2 separate regions of the Homo sapiens genome follow, and region 1 is linked to region 2. Evidence: read pairs that join two places in POLR2A ChIA-PET (ENCODE). Cell type or tissue: HepG2. All regions are shown on one strand. Each heading gives the region's core, and the rest is flanking DNA. Links, peaks and the distances in the headings are about the cores only. Region 1 overlaps LOC105373408 (a long non-coding RNA gene). Region 2 overlaps LINC00298 (long intergenic non-protein coding RNA 298).

Region 1 (2,916 bases), core at 296-2,795, 120 kb before region 2:
ATTTTCTACATTTTGTGGATAGGAACTGTTAACTTCTAACTTCCCCCAAAAGGGCACCAAAACAACCCATTGATATAGTAAAGCTGAGTTTACTGCTTGCTGCAGCAAGGAATCCACTAAACCATTATGACAGCATCTAAATAGCATCTGAGGGGAGTTCTATGGTTTTGGCGAGGGTTGAGTTTCTGTTTTAAGATAAGTCTTTTCATGCTATTAGGAATGGGCTAATTGGGATTATGTAAAGCGCATGCATTATAGTTTGGGACCAGTGGGTGCAGCAAAAGGAGACTTTGAAGAAAGTTTCCAAGAATAGGCCATTGTTTGGTGAGAAAACAGTTATTTACTGAGACTAGTTAAGCAATCTATTGCCTGAGATGGGGATAAGGACTCAGTTGACAAGTCTATTCTCCAGATAAATATATTTTTGAGAAGACCCAGATACCATAAAGTAATTTGTAAGTTTATCATCTCGGCAAAGGTTTCCTAGAAGAGAAAAATTACATTAATATAGACAGTCAAAGGCTAAAGTCTTGCTAATGTGGACAGTGAACTGTAGAGTTGCAGATGCCTTAAGTTCGTCAAATTGGGAGTTGGAGTTGCCTGTGTCTTATTAACTCTATGGAATGTTCTGTTGGCTCTGTATCAGTGTCAGTGGAGTAAGACCCAGACTGCAATTTCAGGAAGGAAATCAGACCTGAACCTGGCACTCAGAGATGCTCTTCCAACTGGCGTTAAGCAGAAATAAATAGAAGACAGGATATGCTTCATTGCGTCTCTCAGGTCTAATGTCTGTGGTAATAGGATAAAGGAAATTGAAATGTTTGGTCTCTGATTTCTCTGTGGGAAAGGCTGGAGAATATTTCATTTTTGAGATGTGCTACTGGTCAAGGACTTGCTTTGTCACATCACTATTGTGGCTGCAAATTTCAGGGTTGCTATATTTTTTAAGCAACATCATCACCCAAACCTGGTACACTTTATTTATCACTGCCTGTGAACTTGGATGGACAAGAGCGATCTTAGTTTATTTTTTGTTGCTATAAAAAAATACCTGAGGCTGTGTAATTTAGTTCATAAAGAGGTTTATTTAGCTCATGGTTCTGCAGGCTGTGCAAGAAGAATGGCAGCAGCATGTGCTCGGCTTCTAGTGCGGCCATTTGTGCTGCACTGAAGCATGACAGAGAAGTTCAAAGGGGAAGTGGGAACATGCAAGTGCAAACAGAGACCGCACCTGATGGGCTTCCTGCCTTTATAACAACCCGCTATCCGGGGAATTAATTTGTTTCTCAAGAACAAATCCAGTCTTAGGAGAGCCAGAACTCACTCACTACCCTGAGCCAACACCTCCCACGACACTGGGGATCAAATTTCAACTTGAGATTTAGTGGGGACAAACAAACTATATCCAAACCACAGTAGTAGCTAAGCATATTATTGAGAAGGGAAATAAACCAACGTAACTAATGAGCTAACTTCAGAGTGGGATTGGTAGGTAAACTTAAGTAATATTTGGTCCTCACTTATTTCATAACTCTAGGTCATAACATCAAAGAGCCATTAATTCACAAAGGCGTGACCTGTACTCTGCATGCCTGAACTTTGAATAGTAGTTACAAAGAAAAAACAGAGTGTGCTTGGAGAATGTGTCTATGCAGGCGGCTATAGGATTTTCTTATATTCCAGAGATGTTATGACCTACGTGAGGATAGCAGTACCTTGATGAATCCTGGATGTGGCAGCTGAGATAAACAGGATGGCAAAGAACAAAATTGCTGGAAGGTGTTTGCAGGAACAGTGTTTCCCCAAGTTTTCATGTAATGGTACACATAGAAAGTAGTGGTATTTATAAAATCTACTGGTCAGGTTCAGGAATTTCTGCCCTGAGGACAGGAGAATCAATAGCTCAACAAACCTATGCACATTCAAGAACTCAGGTTGGAAAGCTCTGATCTAGAACAAAAGAGTTTCTCTCTGGATCTGCATCCGCATTCCACCATCAGAGAACAGGAGAGGAGATAGAATCTCAAGTTCAAGAACATTCACGGAACCCCATTTTTAGGTGGAAAATGGTAGCTTGATTGCTTTAAAAATGATATAGATGGAAGAAAGGCTCTGCTTCTGGTTGATTGAGTTACTTTTTTTTTTTTTTTTTTTTTTTTTGTAAGTTGGCCTTTCTCTGTCACTGGAGAGGTGAGAAGGAAACTCCATTGCTGTAGTGGGCTTAGGGAACAGGGGAAAACTTTGCCTTGATCTTACATCTGCTGAATAAAAGAAGAAACCCCTTTGTGGCCATTGAAATTTCATTTGGTTTGGGGGATTAAGGCCTCAGCTTGTCATCTAAGTTGCCATTGTTTGGTGCAAGATCAAATGCACAGCTGGATAGTTTGGGAAAACTGAAGCTAGAGCTCCATGTCCTCACTTTCTCACCAAACAGTGGCTTTTACAAGCACTCATTGCTGCTTGGGTTCGGGGGGCATGCAGAAGGAATGCTGATGCCTACGTCTCCGAGGCTTGACCCAGGGAGGAGACATCATGCGATTACCAATAAGCTCCTTCAAACTGAGAGCCCGTAGGATGCCACCATCACTGACAACGGCTACTTGGGTTTTCATTGCTTGGAGAAGACAATTGCTGTTCATTGTGCCCATTGAGCAGACATGTTTGTGGGCATGCAAGAAACAGCATATAGTAATCCTTGGACTTGATTATATGCACATTCTTTTTTCCTTTTTAATTACAGTAGTCTTCTGTGACACAAGTGGCACTTCTGTTACTCTCCTGAAGGAGGACCCTCTGAATCACCCTCGAGGACAGGCACTTGCTCTGCACAGACTTCCCTGTTTGGAGAGCCGTCTGTGCATCCAGCTTCCCACTCTCCCCAGGCACCAAACAATGAGGTTCTGTCTAAGGCTTCTT
Region 2 (2,916 bases), core at 259-2,758:
GCCCAGCCCCCGCCGTGTGGCCTGTACCACATGTGCCTTTGTTCACACTTCAGAGTTGACTCTGGTTGAGCTAACCTGAGTGGCATGGCCTCTGTCCCACTGTAGAGCATCCTTCCTGGTCACCAGCAGTGGCTTGTGCCCAAAAAGACAAGGAAGCCTTCTCTGGAGCTGTTTTTAGGGAAGCCAGGCCTTCATGGGACTGGTGAAAGTCAGTTTATAAAGCTTCTCCTAGGGGCTGCTTCCAAGAGCCTCCAGGTTTCCTGCAAATCCTGCAAGGTGGAGCTACTTCCCTCCCAGGGCAGGGAGAGAGGGCCACCCTGTTCCTCCTTCAGCTCACTGCCAGCAAAGCCACCTGCCATCATGGTCACTGTCCTGGAAATGGCACAACTCCATTTTCTCTTGAAAGACAATATAGCAAAGCTGTTAGGAGCATGGACTCTGAGCCAGAACAACAGGTTGGAAGCATGATTTTGCCATTTATTAGCTGTGTGACCTCAGGAAAGTAGCTTAACCTCTCTGTGCCTCTGTGTCCTCTGTAAATGGCACAATAAGAAGGTCTATCTCATAGGGTTGTTATGGAAATTAAGCAAATGAATGAATGTAAGGTACTTAGGAGAGCGAATAACATAAAGCAAATGTTGGCTATTAGTATGTTTATTTATTTAATTTCAGAGAAAACTGCAGGGACAAATAACCCTGGATTGAAGTTTTTCTTTCTTATCAAGTTGATGTGAGCGTATTTTATTAAGAAAAGCATTATGACAACAAGGGATAATGTAGTAAGGAGAAGGCAGCCCAGCCTCCTTCCTGTTGCCCATTGCCATGGAAATAGTGGACACCGAACTTATTATTCCAAATTACATTTTGCAGAAACAATTGTCTAGGTGGACCTTGGTCAAAGTCAGCTGTGCGGATTCACAAAGCAGGAGATGAGAGTCCTGAACTTTCCAACTCCGTGCACTGCGAAATCACGACCTCGGCCCACACCTCCCACCCCTTCCCTGCTCCCCGCCAGATTTCAGCCCTGCACAGGCTTCTCAGAGGAGCCTCCACTGCTGTGGCTGAGAGCCCTGTGAGGCTCAGCCCTGGTGGGGTGAGGTAGCTAACAGTGACTGCATACTTCCTGGCCACGTTTCTAGGAACAAACAAAAAATGGGGGGAAAAAAAGAAAACAAGAAGGAAAAAATGATATCAAAATGTCAAGAATGCAGTTGTTCAAGGTCTTTGGGCTCTAACCCCAGCGAGAGCCTGGGATCCTCATTTCCTTGGCACCCCTCCTGATGAACCTCCACTGAAGTCAAGCCACTCACACAGCCCAGCGACCCCTCGCTGCCACAAATCCCTGGCTCACAACAGCGCTTTCATTTCTTCTTTTGTTTATTTATCCATCTCTTCCCAGGTCACCACTTCCCAGATGTGGCAATGCAGAGGCAACAAGCTAAGTTATCCATGCAGCCAATAGGGACGTTACACAGACAACGCCACCACGGTGTGGGTGGGTGACCCCGGGGATGCACAGTCACTTAGCATTTACAAGATACTACAATAGCTAAAAACAGCCACTGAAATCATGAGAAACAGCTGAATTTTGTTCATAGTCAATATTCAAAGTAAAAGTATGCATTCGAACTAAAAGAGGCTACAAACTCCTCATCTGGGAACTCCATATTTTTCTGCTGCCCAGAAGGGTGAGCACTCATAAAGTAGGTTCTGGAAGTGACAGAAAAATCAAAAAACCACGTTCTATTTACACATGTGAGCTGAGGGTGTGTGGAATTGTCCATCTTGAAGCTGAAGCCATCTGAACAAGTTGAATTCTGTCTTGGCATCGCTGGGAAGCCATGGATGGGTGGCATTATCAGAAGTACAGGTTAGCAGAATCCTGTGGCTCTCATTATGTTATAAAATGTCATTAATGAGATACCAAGAAGGTGCATCCCATTATCAGTTTTGTATCTATATGAGTGAGGGCAAAAATTCCCTTTAAATTCTCTTTAATGCTGTCTCTTTAGACTTTAATGCTAGCCTCTCTCCTATCCATGCAGGAGCTATGAGCCAACAGCAGGGAGAGGGGGCTTTCAGCAGCTGCCAAACACGACATTTCTGGACAGGCCACCTCACCCTCGGCAGGGGACATCTGGAGAGCAGCCTTTTATCTGTCAGCCTCTGCACGTCTGGCTACCTGCAAGGGGCCTGGAGCCCAGGGTGTGTGTGTAGCTGAAGCCTGGCTCTTGTGCCCAGCTGGGCCCCAGCAGCGCTAGGCAGTGAGGGAAATTTCCTCGCTTCCAGCAGCAACATCTGTTCTGGGAAGCCTTTGTCCATTTCTCTCTGAGATGCACGTATGGCTCCAGCCAGCCTGGAGGAGTGGTCTAATCAATGACAATGCCTGAAATCTGACAGGTGCAGGTCCCCCAGTGGACCACCTCCTGTGGCTTGGGACCAGAGCATTCCAGGAGCAAAAAACTGCCTGTCATGAGCTTGCCACCTGGCTCGGGGGTGTGTGGCATCAAAAAGAAGCATTGCATTCATTATTCACCGATTCCACAAGAGCAGACACTTGCACAGGGGGCGTCCTTTGCTCCCAGGAGATGTGAGCTCAAGATGGATGAACCTGTCTCATGGGGCAACAATGTGGCCTCCCCTCACTCACAGCTCACCCTGGCCATGCCCTCAGGTTAGGATAGTCTCCTGCTGTTTTGATGGAGGAAGCTTTTGCCCTAGAAATATAGAAATAATTTTCGGCCATGTGGGAAAGTTAAGTTGGTTTAAAAAATGGAGAGAAACATTGCCTTGTCTGTCCATTTATAAGCCCCCAAAGGTCATTGTGTGATTAAAGAAGACATAGGTGAAGTGTGTATATATAAGTATATTCATGTCTGTTTTGTAAGTGCACAAAAAAGACCTAAAAGAACACAG

What was found. Peaks named below come from ENCODE experiments on the same cell type or tissue, not always from the same donor. Only the 100,000 strongest peaks of a DNase experiment are listed, where the experiment ranks them.
Region 1: POLR2A ChIA-PET joins it to region 2 with 7 read pairs; 2 of 35 experiments call an interaction of 5 or more read pairs at or near these places.

What each region holds. Positions count from the first base shown.
Region 1 is chr2:7,834,631-7,837,546 of GRCh38, forward strand. All of the region lies in intron 1 of LOC105373408 (a long non-coding RNA gene), which reads right to left. Among named protein-coding and RNA genes, the nearest start is that of LINC01871, 110 kb to the left of the region's middle. In HepG2, for the core only: no CTCF peak of the experiment used is centred there; DNase peaks (open chromatin) are centred at 1,221 and 1,571.
Region 2 is chr2:7,951,201-7,954,116 of GRCh38, forward strand. The region is part of intron 2 of LINC00298 (long intergenic non-protein coding RNA 298); the gene reads right to left. Among named protein-coding and RNA genes, the nearest start is that of LINC00298, 24 kb to the right of the region's middle. In HepG2, for the core only: no CTCF peak of the experiment used is centred there; no DNase peak of the experiment used is centred there; H3K27me3 peaks cover 1,240 bases.